Linked DNA regions of Homo sapiens: region 1 is linked to region 2. A link is an interaction called in ENCODE POLR2A ChIA-PET data of the cell type or tissue named here. Cell type or tissue: Caco-2. All regions are shown on one strand. Links, peaks and the distances in the headings refer to the core of each region. The heading gives the core; the rest is flanking DNA.

Region 1 (8,616 bases), core at 809-5,808, 120 kb after region 2:
CAGGATGGTCTCCATCTCCTGACCTCAGGATCCGCCCACCTTGGCCTCCCAAAGTGCTGGGATTACAGGCGTGAGCCACCGTCACTGATTCTTAAGTGTGCCAGACCCATGTCAATCACAGGCCTGGCATCACTGTCCCATATTCAGTGGGTTCAAGCAAGACCAGAGCCAGTGCAGATGCAGGCAGGGAGGGAAAAGCCCTGTGGTGCGGACTCTGGGGTGTGGTTCCTGGGAGGCTGCCTGAACACAGCCTGGCTTGCACCTGCAACTCCACACATGCGGAGCTGAGCTCCTGACCCCCAGCCCTGCTTCTCCACATCCCTCAGGTTGGTGATGCCAACCACGACACCCCAGGTGCTCAGGGCAAACAGCCGGGGTCACCAGGTATAGGGTCCAGCCCCATAGGGTCGGTGGGTCTCTCCCTGTGTGCGGCGATGACAGAGTGTAGAAATAAAGACACAAGACAAAGAGATAAAAGAAAAGGCAGCTGGGCCCGGGGGACCACCACCAGCAAGACGCGGAGACCGGTAGTGGCCCCGAATGTCTGGCTGCGCTGTTATTTACTGGATACAGAGCAAAAGGGGCAGGGTAAAGAGTGTGAGTCATCTCCAATGACAGGTGAGGTCACGTGGGTCACGTGTCCACTGGACAGGGGGCCCTTCCCTGCCTGGCAGCCAAGGCAGAGAGAGAGAGGGAGAGAGAGAGACAGCTTACACCATTATTTCTGCATATCAAGAGACTTTTATACTTTCACTAATTTGCTACTGCTATCTGGAAGGCAGAGCCAGGTGTACAGGATGGAACATGAAGGTGGACTAGGAGCGTGACCACTGAAGCACAGCATCACAGGGAGATGGTAAGGCCTCCGGATAACTAATGATTAATGATATTCATATATAATCATGTCTATGATCTATATCTAGTATAACTCCTGTTGTTTTATATATTTTATTATACTGGAACAGCTCGTGCCCTCGGTCTCTTGCCTCGGCACCTGGATGGCTTGCCGCCCACAACCAGGGGCTTTTCTTCCCCTCAGGTCCACATCTGCTTTGACAGCAAATCTGGCCAGCTGCACCTTCAGAACACGCCCACAGCCCAGCACCCCTCATGTCTGCTGCTGCCTCGGGTCTTCCTCGTCCCGTCCGTGCGATTGTCTCCTCACTGGGCTCCCACAGCTGCCTGGCCGCTCCTCACATGCAATTTGGCATCTGCTCCCGTGCCACGCTGTCCTTCATATCCTCTTGTTATATATGCCCCGTCCACACCACGTCCCTAATGTTCTAGAACATTGGGGCCCGGGGAATGCCCTCCACTTGAGTGTCCTCCCTGCAGATATCCGACGGCATCACCCTAGGGGACCCTTCCTGGCCCCCCGTGCTCTGAACTCTCCTCCCAGAGCTGCTTTCTGTGCAGCACTCAGCACCCACTTCAGGAGACTGTGCCTTCAGGGGAGGGGTCAACAAAGAGGGTCGAATGGCAGGAATGGGCCTAATTAAGGGGTCCTGGAGCACTGAAGGTGAAGGGGTGGGAGGGCTGGACCCTGGTGAGAACTGGAGCTACAGGAGAGGCCACCCCGGCTGAGCTGAGGTCTCTGAAGGGTAAGAACCCCATCAGAGCAGAGGGAGCCCCGGAGCCAACACCCTGACCTCTCTCTCCTCCGTCCCCCGGCCTCCAGGCACCCTGACTTCTCTCTCCTCCGCCCTCCAGCCTCTTGCTGAGCTCAGCTGGAAGTCAGGGGACGTCCAGGTCAGCCTCCAGGCAGAGAGGAGGGCCAGGAGGCGTGAGAGGTGGGTCTGGGGCCAGTGGAAGGTGAGAACCTGGCCCAGGTCTAATGTGTCATTTAGTCCCCAAGTGTCTCCTCCACGGGGTCAGCTCCACAAGGGACTTCTGTGTTGTTCCCGTTGGACCCCTTAACCTAGAAGAATGCCTGACTCATGGTAGGTAAAGATTTCCGGAAAAAATGGCTTGAATTGTGGTCTTTCATGTAACAACAGACTGGACATGGAGCAGTTCCAGGGTGGGGCTGTGTGTTGGTCTCATCCTTACTGGGTGAGCCCCTTCGTCCGAGAAAACGGCCCCTGCTCCAGTTGTTAGAAAACCGCCTTTACAGGCCAGGTGTGGTGGCTCACACCTGTAATCCCAGCACTTCAGGAGGCCAAGGCAGACAGGTCATGAGGTCAGGAAATGGAGACCATCCTGGCTAACAAGGTGAAACCCCGTAACTACTAAAAATACAAAAAAATTAGCTGGGCGTGGTGGCGGGCGCCTTTAGTCCCAACTACTCGGGAGGCTGAGGCAGAAGAATCACTTGAACCCAGGAGGTGGAGGTTGCAGTGAGCTGAGATCCCGCCACTGCACTACAGCCCGGGTGACAGAGTAAGACTCTGTCTCAAAAAAAAAAAAAATGTGATTGCTATGTAAAATGATTGTGTGCCACAGAGATGACCAGGTTTCTTGTGGATTTCATCTTAACTGTGGCTGTCCTAAGACTTTTGTCATCCACAGATAACTGTTGTCTTGTTTCACCATTTTTTTTTTTGTTTTGAGACGAAGTTTCGCTCTGTTGCCCAGGCTGGAGTGCAGTGGCGCGATCTCGGCTCACTGCAATCTCCGTTCCCTGGGTTCAAGCGATTCTCCTGCCTCAGCCTCCTGAGTAGCTGGGGTTACAGGCATGCGCCACCACACCCAGCTAATTTTTTTGTATTTTTAGTAGAGACGGGAGTTCACCATGTTGGTCAGGCTGGTCTCAAACTCCTGACCTCGTGATCTGCCTGCCTCGGCCTCCCAAAGTGCTGGGATTGCAGGTGTGAGCCACTGTGCCTGGCCACATTACTGATTCTTTTTGTTTTGTTTTTCAGAGTCAAGAAAACCTTTTTTCTTTTGAGCTATTTACAGCTTTTAGCAGTTGAGTAAAGTACACCCCTGTGACCAAAACTTGGTGCATTTTTCTTTCTCTACCTGAGTTCTCCAGATTTTGGAAACTGTCTGTGAGTATTCTTTTTTATTTATTTATTTATTTTTAAAATTTCAGTAGGTTTTAGCTGGTGTTTGGTTACATGAATGAGTTCTTTAGTGGTGTTTTCTGAGATTTTGGTCCATCCATTACCTGAGCAGTATACACTGTATCCAATATGTAGCCTTTATCCCTAACCCTCTCCCACCCTTTCCCCTGAGTTCCCAAACTCCTTCATATCATTATTATTATTGTTATTATTATTATTGAAACAGTGTCTCCCTCTGTCACCCAGGCTGGAGTGCAGTGGCACGATCTCACCTCATTGCAACCTCCACCTCCTGAGTTCAAGCAGTTCTCCTGCCTCAGTCTCCTGGGTAGCTGGGATTACAGGCACACACCACCACACCTGGCTAATTTTTGTGTTTCTTAGTAGAGATGGAGTTTCACCTTGTTGGCCAGGCTGGTCTTGAATTCCTGATCTCAAGTGATCTGCCCGCTGGCTTCCAAAATGCTGGAATTACAGGTGTGAGCCACCATACCTGGCCTATTGGATCATTCTTAAGCCTTTGCATCCTCATAGCTTAGCTCCCATTTATGATTGAGAATATAGGATGTTTGCTTTACCATTAACGTATTCTTTTCTTCTCTTTTTTTTTTTTTTTTTTTTTTTGAGATGGAGTTTTGCTCTTGTTGCCCAGGCTGGAGTGCAATGGCGTGGTCCTGGTCCACTGCAACCTCCACCTCCCGTGTTCAAGCGATTCTCCTGCCTCAGCCTCCTAAGTAGCTGGAATTACAGGCACCTGCCACCACACCCGGCTAGTTTTTGTATTTGTATTTTTATTTAATTTAATTTATTTATTTATTTTGAGACGAGTCTCGCTCTGTCTCCCAGGCTGGAGTGCAGTGGTGCGATCTCGGCTCACTGCAAGCTCCGCCTCCCGGGTTCACGCCATTCTCCTGCCTCAGCCTCCTGAGTAGCTGGGACTACAGGCGCCCACCACCGTGCCCGGCTAATTTTCTGTATTTTTAGTAGAGACGGGGTTTCACCGTGTTAGCCAGGATGGTCTCAATCTCCTGACCTTGTGATCCGCCCGCCTCGGCCTCCCAAAGTGCTGGGATTACAGGCCTGAGCCACCCCGCCGGGCCCACACTAATACTTTCAAATTTGTCTTTTGTTTTTCTGACCTGGACTCAATGAAATTGCTACTAACTTTTTCCCGAGGCCCAGAAAGTTGAGGTTATTCTTTGTAACACAGGTGAGAACATTGTGTCAGACTGCCAGGGGCTTCCTGCTCTGTAACTAAAGATGCTTTGAGTCTAACATCTGGATAGATCGTGTCCAACAATAAACTTCGTTTTTCTTCTGTTTTCATAGAAATACCTCTTATTAAAAATCTGTTCACCTTCCTCATATACATAAGTTTAGCCCATCTGCAACCTCCTGTTATGGGAAATAGCTGTTTAACGGAACTGATCTTGTCTCAGGACCAGGAAATCACTACAAAGATATGTGACAGTGTATCTAAATTTGTTCTTTCCTGTCTATCCCAATGTGTCTTTTTTTTTTTTTTTTTTGAGACAGAGTCTTGCTGTTGTCTCCCAGGCTGAAGTGCAGCGATCTCAGCTCACTGCAACCTCCGCCTCCCGTGTTGAAGCGATTCTCCTGCCTCAGCCTCCTGAGTAGCTGGGATTACAGGCATGCTCCACCACACCCAGATAATTTTTGTATTTTTAGTAGAGATGAGGTTTCACCATGTTGGTCAGGGTGGTCTCGAACTCCTGCCCTCGTGATCCGCCCACTTCGGCCCCCCAAAGTGTGGGATTACAGGTGTGAGCCACTGCGCCCGGCCCAGAGGGATCTTTTGAAAACAAAATTATACCACTTCTCTGCTCACAATCCTTCAATGGAGAGACCGACCACACCAAGTGCTGGTGTGGACACTGAGGTACCGCCGGAGCACTCACACCTCCCAGCAGGAACATGGAAAGGCACAACCGCCATGGGAGAAAGCTTCATGCGTCCTAGGGAGTAAAAACACTGCACGTAACCCAGCCGTTCGGTTGCTAAATATTGTCCCGGAGAATGAAAGCATTATCTCCACACAGTGATGCACACGCAAATGTTTATAGTAGCTTTATTCATAATAGCAAACACTGGAAACAGCCCAGACGTTCATCAACAGGTGGATGGATAGACAGTGTGGTCATCCATGCATACTCAGGAATAAGAGGGGTAACCCACAGACATGTGCTGCCACATAGATATGTCTCAGAATAAGTATTTTTAGTGAAAAAAGCTATAGATGAAAAAGGCCTACATACGATGTGATTCCACCTGTATACAATTAGAGAAATGCACCTTATTGACAGAAAGCAGCTCGGTGGTGTCTGGGGACAGAGCTGGGTTGCAGCAGGTTGCAAAGGGCACAGGAAATATTTGAGGATAATGGATAGCTTTTTATTCTTTTTTACGAATTGTGATTTATTTATTCTTTTTCACTTTTGTGGATACATTTATGGAGTACATGAGATATTTTGATACAGGCATGCAGTGTGTAATAATCACATCTGGTTAAATGAGGTATCCATCACCTCAAACATTTAGCCTTTCTTTGTATTACGGTCCAGTTATACTTCTTTAGTTATTTAAAAATATATAATAAACTATTGTAGACTATAGTCACTCTGTTGTACTACCAACTATTAGATTTTATTCATTCTATCTAACTATATTTTTGCATTCATTAACCATCCCCACATCTCCCTCCACCTTTCCCAGCCTCGGGAAACTATCCATGAGTTTAACTCTATGCCCATGAGTTTAATTGTTTTAATTTTCTTTTTTTTTTTTTTTTTGTTTTAGATGGAGTCTTACTCTGTCGCCCAGGCTGGAGTGCAGTGGCATGATCTCGGCTCACTGCAACCTCTGTCTCCCAGGTTCAAGCAATTCTCCTGCCTCAGCCCCCTGAGTACCTGGCTAATTTTTGTATTTTTAGTAGAGACAGGGTTTCACTATGTTGGCCAAGCTGGTCTTGAACTCCTGACCTCGTGATCCCCCCGCCTTGGCCTCCCAAAATACTGGAATTACAGGCGTGAGCCACCACGCCCAGCCAATTTTTTTTTTTTTTTTTTTGAGAAGGACTCTTGCTATTTCTCCCAGGTTAGGTGGAGAGCAGTGGCGCCATCTCGGCTCACTGCAACCTCCGCCTCCCGGGTTCACGCCATTCTCCTGCCTCAGCCTCCCGTGTAGCTGGGACTACAGGTGCCCGCCACCATGCCCAGCTAATTTTTTGTATTTTTAGTAGAGATGGGGTTTCACCGTGTTAACCAGGATAGTCTCGATCCACCAGCCTCGGCCTCCCAAAGTGCTGGGATTACAGGCGTGAGCCACTGCGCCCGGCCCCGGCCAATTGTTTTAATTTTCTTTTAGCCTCCACAAATAAATGAAAACATGCAAAGTTCGTCTTTCTGTGCCTGGCTTATTTCACTTAACATAATGACTTCCAGTTCCATCCACGTTGTTGCAAATGACAGGATCTCATTCTTTTTTACGGCTGAATGGTACTCCGTTGTGTAAAGTACCACATTTTCTTTATCCATTCATCTGTTGATGGAGGATAGGGTTACTGTCTGCTTCCTTCTTGGTGCTCATCACATCTCTGCTCATGGTCATAGTTTCTCAGGTGTATACATGTGTCAAAATCTATCCAGTTCTACCCTTAAACATGTGCGGTTTATTGTATGTTGATTATATCTCAACAAAGCTGTTAAGAGACGAAGCGTGGTGGCTCATGCCTGTAATCCCAGCACGTTGGGAAGTTGAAGCTGGTGGATTGCCTGAGCTCAGGGGTTTGAGACCAGCCTGGGCACCAAGAGAAAATTCCATCTCTACTAAAAATACAAAAATAAGGGGTTGGGTGCGGTGGCTCATGCCTGTAATCCCAGCACTTTGGGAGGCCGAGGAAGGTGGATCATGAGGTCAAGAAATTGAGACCATCCTGGCCAACATGGTGAAACCCCGTCTCTACTAAAAATACAAAAATTAGCTGGGTGTGGTGGCACATGCCTGTAGTCCCAGCTACTTGGGAGGCTGAGGCAGAAGAATTGCTTGAACCCGGAAGGCGGAGGTTGCAGTGAGCCGAGATCGCACCTCTACACTCCAGCCTGGTGAAAGAGCGAGACTCCGTCCCCCACCTGTCCCCACAAAAAAATTAGGAAGGTGTGGTGGCGTGTGTGTGTAGCCCCGGCTACTAGGGAGGCTGAGGCAGGAGGATCCCTTGAGTCCAAGAGGTTGAGGCTGCAGTGAGCCGAGATTGTGCCACTGCACTCCAGCCTGGGCGACAGAGTGAGACCCTGTTTAAAAAAAAAAAAATGCTGAAAGAAATTTCCAATGGCTTCCATCTTACCACAAATCAAAGCCAATGTGTTTACCATTAGCTCATAGCCTCCCGTCTCTGGTCCTCTCCCCTCACTTTACCTCATACTAAACTCCAGCCACATGGACCTGCTTCCAGTTCCTCATTCATAGGAGGCTCTTTCGGTTCCTCAAGGACCTTGCACTCATGGTTTCTACCTGGATGCCCCTCCCACTCTTCAGTGGTTCTCTCCTTCTGACCCCTGAGTCTTGGCTCAAGCATCTTCCTCCCCTGATCTCAGTCACCGTCTCGTCAAACTGTTTATTTCCTTGTGCTCATCACATCTCTGATTAGTTTGCATCTTTGCTTGTCTGGTTCCTTGAGTGATGGGACCTTGTCTGTTTTCTCACCACAGTGTCCTAGTGCTTTGAGCAGAGCATGGCATATAGTTGGTGCTCAATAAATTTGTTTGTGGTGGCTCATGCCTGAAATCCTAGAATTTTGGGAGGCTGAGGTGGGCAGATCACTTGAGCTCAGGAGTTGGAGACCAGCCTGGGCAACATGGCAAGACCCTGTCTCTATAAAAAATACAAAAATTAGCTGGGCATGGTGGTGCATGCCTGTGGTCCCAGGTACTTGGCCTGAGGCGGGAGGATCATTTGAGCCCAGGAGATGGAGGCCAGTCTGGGCAACCCCATCTGAAAGAAAAGAAAACAAAATAGTAAATGTTCTAAACCAGTATATAAATTATCTGTAACTGCAGATTCTCCCAGGACTCTGGGAGGCTAAGCCTGGGTGATCACTTGAACCCAGCCATTCGGGGCTGCAGGGAGCTGTGCTCATGCCGCTGTGCTTTAGCCAGACTGAGATCTTGTCTCTTAATAAAAAATAAGAATAAAATGGGGCCGGGCGTGGTAGCTCACGCCTGCAATCCCAGCACTCTGTGAGGCTGAGGTGGGTGGATCACTTGAGTCCAGGATTCCAAGACCACCCTGGGCAATGTGGCAAATGTCTCTACAAAAAACACAAACAAAATTAGCCAGGTGGCGGCGCTTGCCTGTGATCCTGGCTACTCAGGAGGCTGAACTGGTAGAACCACTTGAGCCTGGGAGGTGGAGGTTGCAGTGAGGTGAGACTGAGCCGCTGCACTCCAGCGTGGGTGACAGAGTGAGACCCTGTCCCAAAATAAATAAAAATTTAAAAATTAAAAAAATGTGTTGTTGAATGTCTACAGAGGAATAGAGATGGTCATGACACACTCTATGTTTATTTACTTATTTATTTATTTTTAGAGACAGGGTC
Region 2 (8,616 bases), core at 1,888-6,887:
CTCGGACACTTTGCAATCTGCTGGTTGAGGGGGATGGTGTGAACTCAGGGAACAGCCTGAGATCGCGCCGCTGCACTCCAGCCTGGGCAACAGAGCAAGACCCTGTTTCAAAAACAAAAAATAACACTAAGCAATTAACAGGACTAGACTCAGAGGTGATCGAGAAATTGAAACAGGCTGGAAATTTAAATTAACTGTGATTAATATGTGGAGGTCTCTTGTACGAAAGGTGAACAATATGCATGAGGAGGAAACTCATCAAATTATAAGAAAGGAAGAACGCTGATAACAGGTAATTTTTCTGATGGGGCAGCAGTAGGATCAACACAGCTGAGAAAAATAGGAATTACCCACGTTGGAAAATAAAGAAGAAAAAAAGTTTTTTTTTAAAAAAAGCATCCAAGAACTGTGGGAAAATATCAAATGATATCATATGCATGTAATAGGACTCCCAAAAGAAGAAGAAAGAACAAATCATAAAAAATGTTTGAAGAGAAAATTACCAATAATTTTCCCAAAATAATGAAAGACCTGAGCTCAGAGCACACACAAAACTTGATAAATATGAGCCCCTGCCTGACACATGCAGTGTATTCAAACTGTGGAAATCAGAGAGAAAACCATGAAGATGGCCGGAGGAAAAAGATACGTTAAATACAGTAACAAAGGTAAGAATTCCAGCCTGGGCAATATGGCAAGACCTCGTCTCTACAAAAAATACAAAATTTTTTTTTTGTATTTTTTGTATTGCCCAGTGTGGTGACACGAGCCTGTAGTCCTGTGGGCGGAGAATTACCCAGGTGCCGAGGCAAGAGACCGAAGGCACAAACTATTTCAGTATAATAAAATCGTTACAATAAGAACAGTCATAATACAAATTATGGAGATGATCATGGACAATTATCAATTATTATAAACATTAATCATTAGCTTTTAATATTACTGTTTGTTGCATTACTAATATAACCTAGGAATAACCGGTGGGTATAGGGTCAGGTGCTGAAAGGACATTGTGAGAAGTGAGTGGAAGGCAAGAGGTGAACCTTCTGTCATGCCCGCATAAGGGCCGCTTGAGGGCTCCTTGGTCAAGCGGTAACGCCAGTGTCTGGGAAGGCACCCGTTACTTAGCAGACCATGAAAGGGAGTCTCCTTTGCTTGGAGGAGTCAGGGAACACTCTGCTCCACCAGCTTCTTGTGGGAGGCTGGATGTTATCCAGGCCTGCACGCAGTCATCCGGAGGCCTAAACCCCTCCCTGTGGTGCTTCACTGGTCACGCTCCTTGTCCACTTTCATGTTCCTCCCTTACTTCTGGTTCGTCTTTGAAGTTCGTAGTAGATAGCGGTAGAAGAAATAGTGAAAGTCTTAAAGTCTTTGATCTTTCTTATAAGTGCAGAGAAGAAAATGCTGACGTATGCTGCCTTCTTTCTCTGCTTCACCTACCTGAAAGGGAAGGGCCCCCATCCTGTAATCACGTGACATGCTTCACCTTGTCAATCACTTAGAAGATTCACCTTCCTTACGCTGCCCCCTTGTCATGTATGCAATAGATATCAAAGAGCCTAGCCGTTCGGGGCCGCTACCAGTCTCCGCGTCTTGATGGTAGTGGTCCCCGGGGCCCAGCTGTTTTCTCTTTATTTCTTGGTCTTGTGTCTTTATTTATTACAATCTCTCTTCTCCGTACATGGGGAGAACACCCACTAAGCCCCATAGGGCTGGACCCTACATAGTCCCAGCTACTTGGGAGGCTGAGGTGAGAGGATCACTTGAGCCCAGGAGGCTGAGGCTGCAGGGAGCCACCATCACGCCACTGCACTCCAGCCTGGATGACAGAGTGACACCCTGTCTCAAAAAAAAAAAAAAGGCAGGGGTGCTGGGCACGGTGTCTCACACTTGTAATCCCAGCATTTTGGGGGGCCGAGGCCGGTGGATCACCTGAGGTCAGGAGTTTGAGACTAGCCTGGCCAACATGGTGAAATCTCATCTCTACTAAAAACACAAAAATTGGCCAGGTGTGGTGGCTCATGCCTGTAATCCCAGCACTTTGGGAGGCCAAGGCAGGCAGATCACCTGAGGTCAGGAGTTCAAGACCAGCCTGACGAACATGGAGAAACCCCGTCTCTACTAAAAATACAAAATCAGCCAGGTGTGGTGGTGCATGCCTGTAATCCCAGCTACTCGGGAGGCTGAGGCAGGAGAATCGCCTGAACCCAGGAGGCGAAGGTTGCAGTAAACCAAGATTGCGCCACTGCACTCCAGCCTGGGCAACTAGAGCAAAACTCTTGTCTTGGCCCGGCGCAGTGGCTCACGCCTGTAATCCCAGCACTTTGGGAGGCTGAGGCAGGCGGGTCACCTGAGAGCAGGAGTTCGAGACCAGCTTGGACAACATGGTGAAACCCCATCTCTACCAAAACTACAAAAATTAGCCGGGTGTGGTGGCAGGTGCATGTAATTCCAGCTACTCAGGAGGCTGAGGCGGGAGATTTGCTTGAACCCAGGAGGCGGAGCTTGCAGTGAGCTGAGATCGTGCCACTGCACTCCAGCCTGGGTGACAGAGCGACACTCCGTCTCAAAAAAAAGATAATTTTCTGTCTAGGACAAGTGGGGTGGCTCATGACTGTAATCCCAGCGCTTTGGGAGGCTGAGGTGGGTAGATCACCTGAGGTCAGGAGTTCGAATTTGGCCTGGCCAACATGGTGAAACCACATCTCTACTAAAAATACAAAATTAGCCGGGCGTGGTGACCAGTGCCTGTAATCGCAGCTACTTGGGAGGCTGAGGCTGGAGAATCACTTGAACCCAGGAGATGTAGGTTGCAGTGAGCCGAGATCATGCCAACTACAGCCTGGGCGACAGATTGAGACTCTGTCTCAAAAAAAAAAAAAAAAGCGTATGGTGGCGCGCGCCTGTAATCCCAGCACTTTGGGAGGCCGAGGTGGGCAGATTACCTGAAGTCAGGAGTTTGAGACCAGCGTCCCCAACATGGAGAAACCTGGTCTCTACTAAAAATACAAAAAATGAGCCGGCTGTGGTGGTGGGCACCTGTAATCCCAGCTTCTGGGGAGGCTGAGACAGGAGAATCGCTTCAGCCTGGGAGGCAAACCTTGCAGTGAACTGAGATCATGACACTGCACTCCAGCCTGGGCGACAAGAGCAAAACTCCCTCTCGAAAAGAAAAGAAAAGAAAAGAAAAGTTCATCTGTCCTTTGATCTGGCACATCTTTTATAATGGCCTGTTCTGCCTCTGCCTTGTCACTGAGCAGTGTGGGGAGAATTATGCCCATGAGTTGTGAGGAACTTCTGCATTCTTTTTTTTTTTTTTTTTTAAGATGGAGTCTCACTCTGTTGCCCAGGCTGGACTGCAGTGGCATGATCTTGGCTCACTGCAACCACTGCCTTCCAGGTTCAAGCGATTCTCCCGCCTCAGCCTCCCGAGTAGCTGGGATTACAGGTGCCTGCCACCACGCCTGTCTAATTTTTGTATTTTTAGTAGAGACAGGGTTTTGCCATGTTGGCCAGGCTGGTCTCAAACTCCTGACCTCAGGTGATCCGCCCGCCTCGGCCTCCCAAAGTGCTGGGATTACAGGCGTGCGCCACCGCGCCTGGCCTTTTTTTTTTTTGAGACAGGGTCTCACTCTGCCACTAAGGCTAGAGTGGCGCAATCTCGTCTCACTACAACCTCCGCCTCCGCCTCCCAGGCTCTTGGTCCTCCTACCTCAGCCTCCCAAAGTGCTGGGACGACAGGTGTGAGGCGCCACGTCCAGCCTAGTTCTCTCATCTTACAACGTTCAGGCCCCTGGGCGGGCACTGGAGGTGCTTTCACCATCTGAGACGATGTTTGCTGTCACGTGGGGAGGAGCTTGTCAACCCCATGTTCACACAGGAACTAGTGTCTAAGTGACACATCTCAGCATGTCCCATTCTTGTTTTTTTTTTTTTTGAGGCACAGAGTTTCGCTCTTGTCACCCAGCCTGGAGTGCAATGGCGAGATCATGGCTCACCGCAACCTCCACCTCCCGGGTTCAAGAGATTCTCCTGTCTCAGCTTCCCGAGCAGCTGGGATTATAGCCCTGCGCCACCATGCCTGACTAATTTTGTATTTTTAGTAGAGACAGGGTTTCTCCATGTTGGTCAGGCTGGTCTCAGACTCCCAACCCCCAACCTCAGGTGATCTACCCGCCTCAACCTCCCCAAGTGCTGGGATTACAGGTGTGAGCCACCACGCCCAGCCAGGACCCATTCATTTTTAACCACCTTGCTTTATCTGTTCAAAAGAGAAACAAATTCAGCATGTGTAAATAACTCTGACCACCCTCAATAGGAAGCAGACAGGGCCTTGAGTATTTCTCTCATCTCCTGACTCAGAATCGCAGCGTGTGTCTCTCTTCACCATACCGCACGGGTCCTGCTCGCTGACCCAGCCCGCCTGCTGTCCAGGGCTTCCTCTGTCTCTGCTCTGGGACCTCCCCATGGCCACGCATTCCGCCGCATGGTCTGGATCCCTCGCGGTGTCTGGGTTCAGCCATGCTCAGCCTCTGTGTCGGTCACCAGCCTAGAAACCCTGGAGCACCCCGGGCCGGAACCCTTCCCTCAGATCTGTCGTGAGTTCCCTTTCAGAGATCAAGCCCAGCCTGGCTCAGTCTTGCACCCCTTGGGATCCACGGCCTGTATAGTTACCCTAAAATAAACACAACACAAAACCAGGGCTCTCAAATGTCTGCTTTTCCTCCTGGGCCCCTGAGCTCTGACCCTGCCTGGCTGCACAGACTGTGACAAAGAGAGTATTCAGGGGCCTCGGGGGTGCAGGAGGCCAGGCTGCTCACCAGTACAGTGTGCACATAATCCCTTGGGAGGAGCCAACCTTGTTTTTGAGTCTGAAATGGAATGAGTAAGGCGTGGCCAAAGAAACCTCTGCACTCCACTGGCCCCAGGTGAAGTGGCTCTGCCTGAGTCCAGATGGTGGAGGAGGCCTTTGACCTGAAGTTGACTTTGTGTCTGACTTGCTCTGACTTCTGTCCCAAGGCACTCAGGGTTCTTGCTATGCCACCTTGTACCCTGGGGCCCTGCACTCCTCTCCTGAAATGAAGAACCCTGGAATTCTCTGTGTAATTAGAGCCACAGAACACCTGGGGAACCAGCGCCAACTTACCTTCTCAGCCTCCAGGAACCTACAGTTGAGATCTTCTAGGCTCTGTCTGTAAAGATGCTGAGAGGTATAATTCCTAGAGCTTTTTAATCTGTGGCCAACTGCAGTCATGAGCCACACAGCCCCTCTGAGTGCACTGCCATGGTGTGGAGAAGATTTACAGCCCCTCAAAGGGCTCCGTCTGATATTATTCAAAGCACCAAACACAGAGCATGGGCAAAAGCAAACATGACCAGTGGGTTCCTGATTGATGTCGGCACCTGGAGCCCTTCCCCACCTGCTGTGCTGGTCTTTGTTTCCTTGTGTATCGTTGCTCTGCCTGTAAGAACAGAGGGGCAGGCACCTACCTGGGGTTGCCCTGCTCTTTCCCCAGGCATGAGAAATCAGTGCCTGGTAAATTGGCATGAATGAGCAGCTGGTACCATGAGATAAACATTTTGGGGGTGTTTCTGTTAATGTGATAACTTGATAAAGTGATTGTCCAGCCCCAAGCACTGCTGGATTCATCATCATACTAAATGTCTCTAGTTTGTCCCCAAGCGGAGCAGCCCAGTTACTGATAATTTCCCTCTCCCAGGATTTCCTAATCTACTGGAAATGAAGGACAAGGAGCATGTTTTTAGATGCAGGCAATCCATAACTGTAGAAATGGCCTTGATCTAAAGCAAGCTTGTCCAACCCGCGGCCTGTGGGCTGCATGCGGCCCAGGAAAGCTTTGAATGCAGCCCAACACAAATTCTTAAACTTTCTTAAAACATTGTGAGATTTATGCACAGAGCTATTGTTAGTGTATTTTACGTGTGGCTCAAGACAATTCGTCTTCCAGTGTGGTCCAGGGAAGCCAAAAGATTGGACACCCCTGCTCTAAAGCTTTCCAAGCTGACTTAATGACTGACCTACATCAATCTCTACAGTGCTTCTCGTTGAGTCCCTTTTTCTGTTTGTTTGTTTTTTGAGACAGAGTCTCACTGTGTCACCAGGCTGGAGTGCAGTGGTGTGATCTCGGCTCACTGCAACCTCCGCCTCCTGGATTCAGGCGATTGTCCTGCCTCACCCTCCTGAGTAGCTGGGACTACAGGCATGTGCCACCATGCCCAGCTAATTTTTGTATTTTTATTTTTATTTTTTATTTATTTATTTTTTGAGACAGAGTCTCGCTCTGTCGCCCAGGCTGCAATGCAGTGGCGCAATCTTGGCTCACTGCAAGCTCCACCTCCCAGGTTCACGGCATTCTCCTGCCTCAGCCTCCCGAGTAGCTGGGACTACAGGCACCCCCCCACCACGCCCGGCTAATTTTTTTGTATTTTTAGTAGAGACAGGGTTTCACCGTGCTAGCCAGGATGGTCTCGATCTCCTGACCTCGTGATCTGCCCGCCTCAGCCTCCCAAAGTGCTGGGATTACAGGCGTGAGCCACTGTGCCTGGCCTTTTGTATTTTTAGTAGAGATGGGGTTTCACCGTGTTGGCCAGGATGGCCTTGATCTCCTGACCTTGTGATCTGCCTGCCTCGGCCTCCCAAAGTGCTGGGATTACAGGTGTGAGCCACCATGCCCGGCCATGTTTTATTTCTTTTTATTTTTTTTGAGATGGAGTCTTGCTCTGTTTCCCAGGCTGGAGTGCAGTGGTGCGATCTCGGCTCACTGCGACCTCCGCCTCCTGGGTTCAAGCAATTCTTCTGCCTCAGCCTCCCGAGTAGCTGGGATTATAGGCATGTGCCACCACGCCCTGCTAATTTTTTTTTTTTTAATTATTTTTCTAGTAGAGATGGGGTTTCACCATATTGGCCAGGCTGGTCTGGAACTCCTGACCTCGTGATCTGCCCCCTTGGCCTCCCAAAGTGCTGGGATTACAGGCTTGAGCCACCGTGCCCAGCCCTAACTTTTAAAATTTTTTACTAAAATCTCAGTGTTCTAAGTCCTGCTGGTGAGTCCATAGGGATCCCAGGTAGGATGGTGGATGCCAGTTCAGAGAGGGTCACTGTACCCCACTCACGTGACCTCAAGGGTCACTGTTCAGCCAGGTGAGTCAGCACTAGGTCCTTGCCAGGATGCAGCAGTGGCTGGAGGACTGAGCTCACAAATTACACCCTAAAACCTTGTGGTCGGTAAGGGACACGTGAGGCCCTTTGAGGAAGAGAGAAGGTCCCCTTGTGCCCCAGCCAGCTTCCCATTAGGGTAATTACCATCTTCTGCTCAAATGTCCCCGGCCAGTGCTGCACTGTGGCAGTGATGAGGCTGCACGTCCAAAGAGTGCTCTGGGGTGGTGGCCAGTCGTGGTGAGAGCAATGTCCCCCACCTTGACTTCTGGCAAGAAGCAGTGAGACCTACTCAGTGGGGTGTTGCAAATGGAAGTCTTTTTTTTTTTCTTTTTTTATTTTTGAGATGGAGTCTCGCTCTGTCGCCCAGGCTGGAGTGCAGTGGCGCGATCTCGGCTCACTGCAAGCTCCGCCTCCTGGGTTCACGCCATTCTCCTGCTTTAGCCTCCCCAGTATCTGGAACTACAGGCACCCGACACCACTCCTGGCTAATTTTTTGTGTTTTTTAGTAGAGACGGGTTTCACCATGTTAGCCAGGATAGTCTCAATCTCCTGACCTCTTGATCCATCCGCCTCGGCCTCCCAAAGTGCTGGGATTACAGGAGTGAGCCACCGCGCTCGGCCACAAATGGAAGTCTTTATCCCCGTGCATTCTGAAGGGAGAAACCACCCTGTGTGTGGGACCAAGGATCAGCCTCAGACATCAGCAGAGAACAATTCCCCATCATCACACACCTGGCAGTGTGTGGGCCAGGGACTTTGGTTACCACGAATGTAGAGCGTGCTGCTCCTGTGGAATAAGATGCCTCATGGAAGGTTTTCTGCTGTTGCTCTTCTAAGCCAGAACTTGAAATTCCTAACTTACCCATCGTTGGTACCCATGCTGCGGGTGGCAGGGACAAATCAGGAGGGGAGATCTGCTTGAGTGCCAGGTTTGTGGTACATGGTATTCAGGGCATGGCACCCCATCCCCACCCCGCTCATCTCCAATTTTCCTTCTGCAAAACCCCACTGCGCCTATTAGTCTTTATGCATCTATTTACTAGAGACAGGGTCTCACCGTCACCCAGGCTGGAGTGCAGTGGTGCAATCACAGCGCACTGCAACCTCGACCTCCCAGGCTCAAGTGGTCCTCCTGCCTTACCCTCCCAAGTAGCTGGGACCACCGGCACACACCTCCACACCTGGCTAATGTTTTTAAAGTTTTGTAGCGATAGGGTCTCATGTTGCCCTGGCAGGTCTCGAACTCCTGGGTTCAAGCCATCGGGTTGCCTCGGCCTCCCAAAGTGCTGGGATTACAGGCATGAGCCACCGTGCCCAGCCCACTCCTGTTACTTTTGGTTGTGTTTTAGCTTGGGGAACCAACAAAAGATGTGAATGTTGCCCCGCTGTTGATTATAAAAACTTTAGGCATGGCTGGGCACAGTGGCTCATGCCTG

The links. ChIA-PET counts read pairs that join two places held together with the same protein. Peaks named below come from ENCODE experiments on the same cell type or tissue, not always from the same donor. Only the 100,000 strongest peaks of a DNase experiment are listed, where the experiment ranks them.
Region 1: POLR2A ChIA-PET joins it to region 2 with 15 read pairs; 2 of 35 experiments call an interaction of 5 or more read pairs at or near these places.

The regions. Positions count from the first base shown.
Region 1 is chr16:89,937,485-89,946,100 of GRCh38, forward strand. No RefSeq gene overlaps it. Among named protein-coding and RNA genes, the nearest start is that of DEF8, 7.0 kb to the right of the region's middle. RefSeq lists an enhancer at 7,340-7,389. In Caco-2, for the core only: no CTCF peak of the experiment used is centred there; no DNase peak of the experiment used is centred there.
Region 2 is chr16:89,817,871-89,826,486 of GRCh38, forward strand. No RefSeq gene overlaps it. Among named protein-coding and RNA genes, the nearest start is that of FANCA, 5.5 kb to the left of the region's middle. RefSeq lists an enhancer at 4,323-4,492. In Caco-2, for the core only: no CTCF peak of the experiment used is centred there; DNase peaks (open chromatin) are centred at 4,491 and 4,881.